2 separate regions of the Mus musculus genome follow, and region 2 is linked to region 1. The links are chromatin contacts, found by POLR2A ChIA-PET in ENCODE. All regions are on one chromosome and are shown on one strand. The core of a region is the stretch at or near the end of the contact, and the rest is flanking DNA. Distances in the headings are between cores, read along the strand shown. Region 1 holds the start of Snx27 (sorting nexin family member 27). Region 2 overlaps Tuft1 (tuftelin 1).

Evidence for each region. ChIA-PET counts read pairs that join two places held with the same protein, here RNA polymerase II (POLR2A).
Region 2: POLR2A ChIA-PET joins it to region 1 with 10 read pairs in Patski. The contact joins the enhancer-like site here to the promoter of Snx27 in region 1. POLR2A ChIA-PET finds 5 or more read pairs at or near these places in 2 of 5 experiments (Patski and embryonic stem cell).

The regions. Positions count from the first base shown.
Region 1 is chr3:94,579,145-94,585,866 of GRCm38, reverse strand. Snx27 (sorting nexin family member 27) reads left to right here and starts at 3,151. Exons shown (of 12, transcript NM_001082484.2): 1 at 3,151-3,622. The coding sequence starts at 3,318.
Region 2 is chr3:94,646,820-94,653,541 of GRCm38, reverse strand. The region is part of intron 1 of Tuft1 (tuftelin 1); the gene reads left to right. Among named protein-coding and RNA genes, the nearest start is that of Tuft1, 8.7 kb to the left of the region's middle. Within about 2 kb of position 4,206, at least 1 of the 3 ENCODE cell types and tissues checked has a DNase peak (open chromatin) inside an H3K27ac peak, as active enhancers do.

The DNA of each region.
Region 1 (6,722 bases), core at 1,902-4,401:
CTATGTCCCCTTACTGGCTTTCATTTGACTGAAAGTTTGAAAGTTAGAGAAGAGTTAAAGAAAAGGAATAATGAGAAAAGTCTCTCTCCTACTCCTGTCCCCTGCCCAGCTGTCCAGACTCCTTCCCTATCAGCAATCTCTCCAACCAGTTTCTTGTATCTAAAGATACTGAGCTATGTGGTTCCCCGTTTATACACTGTAAGATATTACGTCTGTGCTCTGTCCTATTCTCGCTTGACTGGGCACAGTCTCTGTGAGCTCATTTCATGCCATACCACTAGGAGCTTCTTTAGTTTTTCTTTTTGTTTTAAGTGATGATGTTTTCCATTGTGGATGTATCATATTTTACCCAATGACTGTTATTAATCCAAGCTACTGTGACTATAAACAGTACTACAATGACCGTCACAAAAGTGTTATTTCCCAGGTGTGTGAGTGGAAACGGACTCTGAGGGGTGAAGAGGTTGCATGAAGGGCAGTGCAGTTTGACTCCCTAAACCTGTAGTCTGTAGCTATCTCGTTTATCTCTGCATCTCTCACCATTGTTAAAAAGCCTAGAACAGAAGGTACATTCAATTTGTGTGTGTGTGTGTGTGTGTGTGTGTGTGCGTGCACACATATGTATGTGTGTGTGCGTGTGTGCTGAAAAAAATATTAAAAAAAGGTCTCTTATAGCCCAGGATCCCCTTGAACTTGCTCTATAGCTGAGGATGATGACCTTGAACTTCTGATTTTTCCTAGGGCCTCCAAGTTCTGAGTGCTGGGAGTGTATCACCACATCTTGTTTTTATGCGACTAGGGATTAAGCTGGGCTTCCTGCATGCTAGGCAAGTGGTCTACTGACTGGCTGACACCCTTAGCCTCATTCAGTGTATCTATATGTATATTTGTTTATGTATATATGTATTTATATACGAGTAAGTACATTACAATTTATGTATATGAGTGCTCAATTTGCATGTATGCCTGCATGATGGAAGAGGGCATCGGAACCCATTGTAGATGGTTGTGAGCCACTATGTGGTTGCTGAGAATTGAACTCAGGACACCTGGAAGAGCAGCCAGTGCTCTTAACCATTGAGCCATGTCTCTAGCCCTCCCACCTTCAGTATATTTTTTTAATAAAAAATAAAGGCAAATGTTGTTTGTTTGTTTGTTTTTTGAGACAGAATGTTAGCATGTAGCTCCTGGTTGGCTTGCCTCAACTCACAGAGATGGGCTGGCCTCTGTGTCCCGAGTGCTGGGATTAAAGATGTGGGCTTGGCAAAAATAACTAGTTCTATCTGGGCATGTTGATGCACGCCTTTAATCCCAGCACTCAGGAGGCAGAGGCAGGCAGATTTCTGAGTTCAAGGTCAGCCTGGTCTATAGAGTGAGTTCCAGGACATCCAGGGCTACACAGAGAAACCCTGACTCGAAAAACCAAAAAAACCAAAAACCAAAAAACTAGTTATTTTAGCAGCAAGTTCTTTCCATCCAGTACTCAATTCAAAATAAATTATTCAAGTCCAAACCAGATTCCATCATTATGTTGAAGCAAAACTTATTCTATCTTTATTATTTCAGTATTTCAGAACTAACCAAGAGTCTTCATCAGCTTTGTTGTAAAACAAGGTTACTTTTATTCCTTTTGTTTATAATGCAAACCTTTCTTTTTAACCTTCATATGTATGCTCTAACTGTAGTGACTTTGTGTCTCCATTCAGTATGTTTCAAAATCTCTTAATCCCCCTATTGCTTCTTCTGTCCCTTGTAATCTTAAAAACTCTCCATGGCCAGTAAACTCTTTCAGGGGCTTGTTTGTTTTTATAAATTATCTGCTTCTTTTAGGTTCATAATTTTTTACTTGTGTAACCTCATCTACCAAGCAGGGACTGGGCTAGTGCTGTAAAGCGTTAATAAGTTCTAGATGTAAAGACTTGGTACATAGTCATGTTGAGAAAGGTAGTTCTTGGTGCTTCTCCTCTTCTTCTGCTGGATGCCAAGAAGGAAGACTCCTGGCTCGTTATCTCCAGGTTATTTCTCCGGTTGGGGGGTTGTGTTAATATGTCACTTTGGGAGATGAAGTAATGTCCCCCTCAGGACAAAGAGCAAGTCTACTGTATTCCTTTGTACAGAATGGCAACCTTTCCAAGTTGTGTGTCTTAGGCTCTGATACCTTAGGGGAACATCACTCATCAGAGCTCTTTATCTACATGGTGCTTGGTGGGGAAGAACTGAGAATACCTGAGGAGGCTGATACTGTTTCCTTTGTCTTTGCTTTGTGGAATCTTGTGTATTCTACAACATCTACTAAACAGGAATGGATTAACTAGTGACCTTATCAGTAGGGGGAAATCAAATACCAAAGTGGAGCAGTGATGGCGTAGATTGCTATGTGCATTATTTCTGTCATTACTTGCTGTCACCAGGCACCCAGCTCTATCAAGTTTATATCCTGCCAGATCGCCAAAAACACCAACTGCATGCTTTCTAAGAATTCTCTTGTGCTATTGGAAGAAATGAAATAAACAAGATAAAAGCAACTTCAAAACTCTTGCTAAATTAAAATTATTGACCACTTTAATATCCAGTTCTAAATCATGGAAGCTGTTGTTTTCCTCCACACATGCTTTTTTGTATGTCTGTATATAGCCGTGAAGTTGCAATAACATGGAAAAGAAAGTTGCGCAAAAACAGCTGAGCTTTAAATGCTGTTACATAATTGCTGCTTGACTTTGGTAACACTAAAGTTCCGTATCCTAATACTTGAAATAAGGAACCGAATTCACGATCTGGTTGTATCACTTGATTGCTGGGGCTTTGTCCAACATGAATATACAAATGAATAACCGATTCAAGATTGCAATGAATCACCAACTAGTGGTCGGGCATAATCCCAGCAATCAGGAGGCAGAGGCAGGTGGATCTCTGAGTTTGAGGTCGGCCTGCTTTACAGAGCCAGTTCAGGACAGCAAGGGCTACAAAGGGAAACCCTGTCTCGAAAAAACAAAACAAAAAAAGATTCTCATCATCCAACCAAGGAAACTTAACCAGAGCCCAAAGCCCAATAAACCACAACTCCCAGAAGGCTTTGAGCCCGGATGCGTCATGCACCATTTGCAGAACTACATCTCCCAGGAGGCCCTGCAGCGCCCAACCGTCTGCTTCTCCCGCCTTGCTCCCTTTTCCTCACCCCCTCGCAGCGCGGTGGCCCACTAGCTCCAGCGGTCGGCGGAGCGGGCGCGCGCCGGGGTCGCGCGGCTGCCGGAGGGGGCGGGCGCGCGCCGGAGGAGTGGAGGCGTAGGGGGGCGGGGGACCGCTCGCTTGCTCGCAAGATGGCGGACGAGGACGGGGAAGGTATTCACCCCTCAGCCCCGCACCGGAATGGAGGCGGCGGCGGGGGGTCTGGGCTCCACTGCGCCGGGAACGGTGGCGGGGGAGGCGGCGGCCCGCGGGTCGTGCGCATTGTCAAGTCCGAATCCGGCTACGGCTTCAACGTGCGGGGCCAAGTGAGCGAGGGCGGGCAACTGCGGAGCATCAACGGGGAGCTGTACGCGCCGCTGCAGCATGTGAGCGCCGTGCTGCCCGGGGGGGCGGCCGACCGGGCCGGGGTGCGCAAAGGGGACCGCATCCTGGAGGTGTGAGTATCGCTGCCGCCACGCCCCGTCCTCCTATCCTTCGCCTGTCCTGGCCCCGCACCCTGTCACCCAGGCCGCACCTCTCTTAGCTCGAGAGCCTGCCGCGACCCTCGCCCCCCGCGGGCCTTCGCGGCCCGGCTTGGAGCCTCCTGCTTTCCTGGCGTCTCCAGTTTGTGCTCTCCCTGCTGCTCCCATGCCTTTGGCTGCTCTCAACCCGTTTGCCTTCTTCTATAGCATGCCTCTTTCTGCCCCTTACTGAGGGAGTCTCCTTTCGACCTAGCCAGTACTGTGTCCTCCCCAACTTTTCATCTTTAGCATCATAGTTTCCTGGTCGCTGCCACTCCCCTCAGACCTTGTGGACTGTCCCTTCTGCCCTCTAGACCTGATAGGACCTGTGGTCAGCTCATTTTCCTCTGGAGGCATCATTTCTCCCCACCTTAACCCTCCACCCACTTTCCTTAGTTATTCCCCGTTATGATAAAAGCACACCGACATTTTTGCATCCACCGTTTGGCCTTTTCTCCCCTCTTCTTCTTTGTAGTCACACCATCTCGAGTATACCTTATCACATGCGTTTTTGGGGGAGGGGTTGCAACCTGATTTTCAGGCTAGCTTCTCCATGGCTACATTGCTTTTGAGTACAGCCTTTTCTGGCTCCCCGACTTCCCACGTGCACCACTCCTCACACCTTGGAGTTCGGTTTAATAGTGCTCCTAGCTCCTGCTTCCCTCAGACTGCAGTCGACTTAGGTCTTTGCCCGCTCCGTTTTCCTCCTGCTCTGTGCTATTGCAATCCTACACTTTAAATTTCTCGACGTAGCTTTCCCTTCTCTTTTTAAGGCCCCTTCTGCTGTTGCAACCCACCTTCTGCTGCAGTCTTCCTTCATCGAACTTGTTCAGGCTCACTTGTCACCACCACATCCCTTAAAGCTCCAGAGATGTTGTCTTGGCAGTTTGAACGCAGACCTCCACTGCCCTAAGCTGTGTTGTGGTTGTGATTTTGTACTTTGTCCTAAATTTGTATAGTGGTTGTTGGTTGACTTGTTGGCGCTGTGTGCTCTCATTGTCTCCATTCTCCTTCAATCCTGGATCTCTCCTTACTGCATCTATATTGTATCGCCCCCCCCTCCCCGCCCCCCACACGCAGCCTCTCCTTCCATGATGGGATTTACTCACACAAGTCTTTCTTCTTTTTAAATATTTCATTTTAATTGTAAGTTCCACAGCTGCCTGCTCTTCATTTTGTAAAACAGATTCATGTAAGAGCTGCACTTACAGAATCTTGGGAGTCTGTCCTTGTAAAGGAGCCCCCTTCCTCCAGGCCTTTCCCCCCCCTCCCATTTTTGTGCCCATTACTCTTACTCTGTTTCCTCGTCTTTTCCACTTCAAGAAAGAGTAGCTCACTAATGCATGTGTGTGGAGAGCTTGCACATTTCTTCTGACCTTTATGGAAAGAGATGCTTGTGGGGTTTTTGTTTTGTTTTGTTTTAAATTGCTATATTACAGACTATTTTCTAATATTTTCGGGTAGTATATTTTTAGTCTTTGTGGGTAGCATTAAGATACTGAATACAATAATGACTTTGCCTTCTAACTGGGTCCCTTGGTATTTATTTTCTAGAAAACGCAAAAGTTGTGACTGATGGTTTCTTCTGATAGAAACTTTTAGAATTGTCATTTTGCTTTCCCTGTGGAAATTAGCTTTGATTCAGCTCTTTATATTTAGTTTTAAAATATATACAGTTATAAGTGTATTAAAGTTCTAGGTCATTTGCTGTATAGGGTCCAAAATGATGAAACTACAGCTAATATCTACCAAGAGTGTTTAAACTTTTTACTCTTATTATAGTCTCCAGCAGAAATCCCAGCTGTAAACTAGCCAATGTAAAGAAGAGCTGAGGGATCCTGTGAATCCTTATGAGAGACTAGGAGCCTAGGAAGTAGAAGCTAATATTTTTTGGTACTGTCCTTGGTGGTGAGAGAAATTTTTCTAATTTTTGGTGGCAGGGGAAAAGAAATACTGCCTAGACAGTTGTTCCTGGAAGGTTGGTGATGATAAAAAGAAATCTTCATGGTATTGGTTTTGAGCTTTTTTTTTTTTTTTTTTTTTTGGTTTTTCAAGACAGGGATTCCTTTGAGCTTTTTGTATTCTGATTCAAAATTCTTTTTCAAAATTCAAAATTCTTTGAAACTCTGGTACCACTGTAGAAGTAACAGAGGTAACTAACAATTCTAAGCTAGTTTATAACTTCTGAGACTTCTGTATACCTCCCCCAACTCCCCCATTTCCTTAGACTTTTCAAGTAAGAGAAGAAAAAATCAACTAACTTTAGGGATTTATTTATATATATGAGGCAGAGTCCCATGTAGCCCGGGCTGGCCTCAGACTCTGCATGTAGCATCTGGTTGTCCTGCCTCCACCTGCTGAGTGCTAAGATTCCAGGTCTGTGCCACTTTGTTGGGCTTATGTTGTGCCGAGGATGGAACCCAGGGATTTAGGGCTTCATGCTTGCTAGGCAAGCATTCTACTCACTCAGCTACAGTTCCCAGCCTGAGCTTTTCAATTTGTCTTACCCAAATTCTTAATTAATCTTTCAGTTGTCCCTGGAAAGCTTTTCATGTTGATGAAAAGTGATAGAATCTGAGTTAGGGATAGGTTGGTTATTACTGTATATAGCTTTATCGTTGTGTGCCAAGTCACAGGCAGGTAGATGTCTGGGCCTTGATAATTGAAGTTTGAGATTTCTCCCTATTTTAAACTCCTTTCCCTATGTGCAGACAGCTTTTACTCCAGTTGTCATGTTGTCATTGTTTGGACAACTGGTAAAGGTGTGAAAGAATAGTAACATTTAAGTGGATCTAGACTTGAACATCAGCAAGAGGAGCCATTTCTTTGTGTTGCTCTTAGAGTCTGCTTACCCAAGCTCATTGACTCCTGGGATAATTGTTAAACTCGACTGGAGCCAGTATTGGCTCACTTTCTCCTTTTCCTTTCAAGGCTGGCTAGAGTCATGTTGCAGGGCTTGGTACCACAGTATGAAGAAGCCCTCTGGGCTCTAAATTTACTATGGATGGAAAGTTTCTTGACTAACACAGTCTCCAC
Region 2 (6,722 bases), core at 2,957-5,456, 67 kb before region 1:
AGCCCAGAATGGCCTCAGATTTGCTGTGATCCTCCTGCCTCAGTCTCCAAAATGCAAGGATTGTAAGCATGTGTCACTACGCCTGTCCTGACTTTGGTCAATTTTTATTCCTTCTCATATTGGCATTTGTTTATTCTTATTTGCTTATTCCTCTTTCCCTGATATTACAGGACCTGTAATATCTGCCAGTGGGGCACCGTGGGGAGATCCAGGATGGATTGCTGAGTGATCTTTGCTAGTCAACAGGGCTGAGCTTTCACAGTGACGTTGAGGGTTAATGGACCCCCCCTCTGCTCCACTCCCCTCCCCTCCCCTCCCCTCTCCTCCCCTTCCCTTCCCTTGTGTAGAATAGAGTTTATTCAGGGCATGGAGGGAATTAAGAGGATAATAGAGGCAGAGAAAGGGGGGGTACAGGCCAGCCAAGGGCCAAGAGCATGCGCGGGGGGGGGGGGGGGGAGTGGGGAGAGAGGAAGCAGGAAGGAAGGAGAAAGAGCAAAAGCAAGAGCTCTCTTTTTCTTGAAGCCAAAGCATGGCAGACTCTGGGCTCTCTGCATCATTCAATGTTACCCTTATCCTTATATACTATGGTTTTTTCCAACCTTCCCTCCCTCCCTTCCCTTCCTTCCTCTCTCTCTCCTCCTCTTCTCCCCTCCCCTCTCTTTCCTCCTCCCCTTCCCCCTCTCACCTCTCTTCTCTTTCCTCTCCTCTCTCCTTTCCCTTCCCTTCCCTTCCCTTCCCTTCCCTTCCCTTCCCTTCCCTTCCCTTCCCTTCCCTCTCCTTCTTTTTCTTTTTTTCTTTCTGTTTAGAGACAGATATCTCTGTGTATCCCTGGCTGTCCTAGAACTTGCTATGTAGATCAGACTAGTCTTGAACTCACAGAGATCTCCTGCCTCTACTTCCCAAGTAATGGGGTTAACAATATATACTACCTCGTATGGCTTTTTTTCCCCTCCTCCTCTTCTCTCTCCTCTCCCTCCTTTCTTCTTCTTGGTAAACATGATAGTAGGTTTGGAATTTGTTTTATCTGCTATAGGCTGAGCCTTTGTTTTTCCTGTGGATCAGATGTTTCCTGTAACTGTAACAGAAACTGAAGTAGCTTATGCCTGAGGCTACTTTTTCTTTAGTTAAAAATTGAGCTGAAAGAGGCTAAAGAGATGTCTCGGTTAAGAGCACTGGCTGCTCTGCTAGAAGTCGTGGTTTGATTTCCAGTACCCACATGGCAGAACTCAAACATCTGTAACCCAAGTTCCAGGTGATCTGACACCTTCTGGCCTCTGGGCACCAGGCACTCATGCGTTACATAGATGTACATGTAGATAAAATATTTATGTACATGAAACAAAGATAAATACTTTAAGAATTGGGATGTGATTTATTATAAGTTTGCCATGAGTTTCAACCATTTTTATAAGCCTTATTAAATAACTGTGCTACATGATGCACCAGTTTAAGGTATATAATTCTGTGGTTTTCTTTAGTGTATTCAGAGTTACGTGGTCATCACTGAGGCAATTTTAGAACCTTTTGCTCACTTCACAGAGAAATCTCATCCATTGGCAGTCACTTCCCATCCTCCTCAGTCTCCCAAGCCCAGGCAGCTACCTGTCTGCTTTGTCTGTATTTCACCTATTCATATGGACCCTTCTTGTAGGTATAGTCATGTGTTTCATGGTCCTCCTGACTGGCTGCTTTCAAGTTGCATGCTGCTTTAAAGGCTCATACACATGTAACATGTTAGTTCTACATTTGTTTTATTTATTTATTTTGGTTTTGAGTTTTTCAAGATGGATTTCTCTGTGCAACAGCGCAAGCTGTCCTGGAACTTGCTGTGTATACCAGGCTCACTTCTGAACTCAAAACTGCCTCCCGAGCACTGGGATTAAAGGCGTGTACCATCACTGCCTTTGTTTTTTAGAACTGAATGATAGTCCATATCTAACTATATTATCATAGAAATATGTTCATCATGGAATAACTGATGGACCTTTGAGTTGTTTCTACTCTTTGGCTGTTGTAAATATTACTGGTATGAAGTTTTATAAGTTGATGTGGACTTATGTTTCCTTTTTACTTGGGAGTGAAATACCTGGGAATGGAATTGAATATTTTCTTCCTTTTTTTTTTTTAAAGATTTATTTATTTCATTTATGAGTACACTGTAGCTTCAGACACACCAGAAGAGGACATCAGATCCCATTACAGATGGTTGTGAGCCACCATGTGGTTGCTGGGAATTGAACTCAGGACCTCTGGAAGAGTAGTCAGTGCTCTTAACCTCGGCGCCATCTCTCCAGCCCAGGAACTGAATATTTTCAAAGAGGATTGAGGGGCTGGAGACATAGCTTTGTTGTTCGAGTGTTCACCTAGCATGCGTGAAGTTTCTGGGTTCAATTCCTTGAACCACGTAAACGTAGCATGGGAGGTAGAAAGAAGCAAGCTGATTAATTCATCCTTGGCTACATAGTGAGTCTGAAGCCAGCCTAAGATACACACAAAATAAGAGCGCTCCTTGATCATTGGTGATTACTCCAATGAAATGAATTCTAATATGATTGAAGGCCTGTCTCCGTGACACCTGGGTGGGGAAGAAACTCTTGGGTGGAGGAATCTTTCAGGTTTGGAAACTATTGTTTCAATCCCTGCCCCAGACTCATCCAGTAAGTTTATCTTCACACCATTGCCCCTACCCCTTTTATTGCCAGCTCTGACTTTTCAGTGAGGTCTCCAAGGCTGCCAGGTATTCAGGGAGAGCTTGGCTTTCTTGCCTGGAGAGGGAAGGGAGGGCATAAAGGAGGAAGATTACTTAATCATTAGGCATGTGGCACTAACATTGCCCATATTTCTCGAGGGTGGAGGGAGGTGTGTACCGGATGGTTTCGGTTCCAGGACCTGTGCTCAGATTGGGTGGGACGAGCCTCCCCGCCTGTTGGTAATTATGGCATGTGCCTCTTTGGGTCACCGTGCAGTCTTGTGAAACACCTGTTTCTTAGGGGTGGGCAGTCTTAGTTGGAGGAATGGATGTGTGCCAGGAAGACTGTTGGCCCAGATTTAAGCCTGGGCAGAGGCAGAGGAGACTGTGGAGTGGTAGAATAGGGTGGAGGTAATAAACGAAAGAGTATGAGACCAGGAAAACCCAATCAAAGGCAGAGTGTCTGAGACTAGAGAAGCTTCAGCCCTTCATTGTATCTGGTCGCGGGGAGAGGGGGGGTTCCCTTTCTCTAGCCCTCTGGGCTTGAGGCAAGTGGGAGACCTGTTCGGAGACTAGGTCAACAGCTGGTGTAGCTTTTGGGAGCCCACCCCCTCCCACCCCCGTGTATATACTCTCACAGCCAGGCCCCAGTGCAGGGCTCCAGATTATGAGAAATGGGTGCCCCATCTAGGGTGTTGCTCTGAGTCTCCTCTTACTTTATTTCCCCTAGTGTGATGCTTGTCCAGTCCGTGCTATGGATAAGCTTCCAGATTAAAGGTAAACTGTGTTTTTTAGTTTAGCTGTGAGGAAGAGGAAAAGGGGCAGGAGATTCTTTGTCTCCTGGAGGACCAGGCACACCAAGCCTGCATGCCCAGTCTTCCCTCGGAGACTGTGGGCACCTAGCCATCCCATTCCATCCCATCCTCTTCTGTGACTTCATGGGGCTTCCCTCATGCTGGCCTCTCTCAGGAGCCAGTGTTATAAGAAGATAGCCATTGTCCTTTTTCAGATGGGTATAAGCTTCGCCAGCCACAAACAGGGCTGGCAGTGACTAAGGTGGTCACTACAGCAGCAGTTTGTAAGCCTACATATGCTTCCAGAAGTTGGGTACATGGTGAAGGTGACTCAAAGGTTTTCAGCACAGAGACCATTTCTATTTCCCTTCCCTTTTTGACCCTGGCTTTCTACCCTGGACCTCCCCACTCTTAGTATTAGTGGCTCCCTAGAAACCTGGAGAGTGGGTTCTAGGGAGACAGGCTGTTCCCATGGATCTGTTCCCATTCAATAAGCCTGTGGTGTGAGAACCCCTGGGGCCCCCCTGTTTATCTCCTTGGGGCCTCCCTATTTATCTCCTATCACCACTTTCTGAGCCTCTTGATCTATTAAGCCCTTAGCTATGTGTTTACCCCCTCCCTGCTTTGAGGAGTGAGTCATGCAGCTGGTTTGTTTGAACAGTGGAGAGGCTGTTGTAATTGGAGGTAGCTGGGCTTCTCCGGAGAGTGTTTATGAGGTTAGAGGCCTGCTCACCATGTGATTAGTGCTGCTCTTTCTCTCCAGGAGAAGACTCCACTTCCCATGTAGCCTTGCAGAGGCCCTAGTGGGGACCATTCTACCAGACACTCTGGGGAAAAAAGACTCTAAAGATCTTTTCTGCCTGAGCACAGCCCGGCGGCCACTCTAGCCCCAGAAGACAGCTGGTCTCACCGAGCGGAAAAGAGCCCTAGATTTTCCATCCTTGGCACTGGTTTGGAGTTGTGGGGTGAAGTCTGTGGCTCTGTAGCATCCACTTTGACAGTGTGTTAATGCATTCTTCTTTTGAGCTGCTTGGGCACAGTGCTGCTACCATCTTCTGTGGGTTATGAATACTTTCACACTGTCCTTACACACCTCCTACTCTACCTCAGACTGAGCCAGGTGGCTGTAATCACCCACTCTACAGACTGTAAACAGGGGCCAGAGAGAGCAAGCAGCTTGCAGGAGTAGTGGATGCCAGACGAAATTTACATGCTCCACTTCTGACTACACTTAGTACCTCCCCTCCCCTCCCCTTCCCTCCCCTCCCCTCCCCTCCTCTCCTCTGTAATTTTTATTATAGGAGTGTTAGGTAACATTTCCATTAATGTTTAAAATATCACCAGAAGGGCTGGGGAGATGGCTCAGTCAGTACAATACTTGCTCGGCAAGCTGAGGACCCACGTGTATAAAACCCAAGCCTGATGGCAGGACACTCGAAACCCTGGTGCTGGGAGATGGAGACAGGAGGCTTCCTAAGCTTCACTGGTCAGCCAGTCTAGCCTACTCTGTGAACTTCAGTCAAGGAGAGACCCTGACTAGAAGAAACAGATGGCTTGTAGATGGCTACCTGGGAATGACACCTGATGTTGACCTTTGGCCTCCACAGACATGCACACCCATGGGCATACTCTCCTACATGAACATGCACACAGACATGCACACATACAAACCCAAAACCACAGAAATATATGTAAGAAAAGGTCCTTCTCACCCCGCCCCCACTCTTGTTCTTTCCCTTGATCCACCTTTGATCTCCTTCCTTTCCAGGGTCTCATACATAGTTCAGGCTAACCTCAAACTTGCTGTGTAGCCAGGATGACCTTGAACTTCTGATCCTCCCCCACCCACACTCGCCCTCTCGCTCTTTCTGTCTGTCTTTCTTTAGTGCTATTCTTGTGTGTTTGTGCAGCACAAGTGCCATGTGCATCTTGGTTAGAAGCTCAGACTGGAGCCACAGGTCTTAGATTTGAATCCTCTGTCTCTGATTAGTTGCATGATGAGACTCTTAACTTCTCAACCTGCTTTTAAAGTTGGAACGTTGGTGCTTACTATATATGATATTGCTAGGATTAAGTTAGCACATGTAAAGTCCTTGGAACAGATCCCAATAGGGTCCCACACAGAGTAATTGCTGTGTGTGGGAGTTGGCAATTACTGCTGTGTTCATGTACTTAAATAAATGAAAAGCCATGTTTTGGGAATTAGTGTCTATTTATTTTCTTTAATTTAAAAGCTCAAACTCTCTGGAACTCACTGTGTAGCCAAAGCTGGCTTCAGACTTTCATTTGCCAGTTTCTCAAGAATTGAGATCACAAGTGTAAACCGCTTTTTGGTCTTTTTGTGGTTTAAATTTTTCTAAAAATTTTTATTTTATGTATGTGGGTATTTTGACTGTATATGTATACTGTGCACCATAGTGCCCATGTGCTCACAGTGTCCACAGAGGCCAGAAGAGGGAATCAGATGCTCTTTAAGTGGAGTTATAGACAGTTGTAAGCCACCATGTGGATGCTGGGATCTGAATCAGGTCTTCTGCAAGAGCAGCCAGGGCTCTTAAGCTCTGAGCCATCTCTCCAGCACCACCCCACCATACACTCTAGTGTTTTGAGTCTCACTGTATAGCCAGGCTGGCCCTGACCTCTCTGCTTCTGTATCACAGATGTGCTCGTCCCAGAAGAGCATCCATCCTTTATGTATCTATGGGCCATTTGTATTCCTTTTTTATGTGTGTGAGTACACTGTCACTGTCTTCAGACATACCAGAAGAAGGCATCTGATTCCATTACAGATGGCTGTGAGCCACCATGTGGTTGCTGGGAATTAAAACTGGGACCTCTGGAAGAGCAATCAGTGCTCTTAACCACTGAGCCATCTCTCTAGCTCTGTATTCCTTCTTAAGATTGCCTTTTTTGGCTTTTACTGATCTTTTCATGATAGTCCTTAGCCACCGTCTGTTGGCTTTGTCCAGTATCCCTGACTGTTTGCTCTAAATGAAAGAGCCTGGCTGGGCAGTGGCCGAGCATGCCTTTAATCCCTGCACTCAGGAGGAAGTGGCTGGTGGATCTTTGAGTTCCAGAACAGTCAGGGCTACACAGAGAAACCCTGTCTCAAATAAGCAAACAAACAACACTTCCCACCCACACCCTCCCTGTTTCTTAAAAAAAGGGAATCCGGAAGATTCCCTCGGTGGATCACCTGAATCCATTCAAGTGTCTTCAGAGAAGCTGTGGTGATGGAG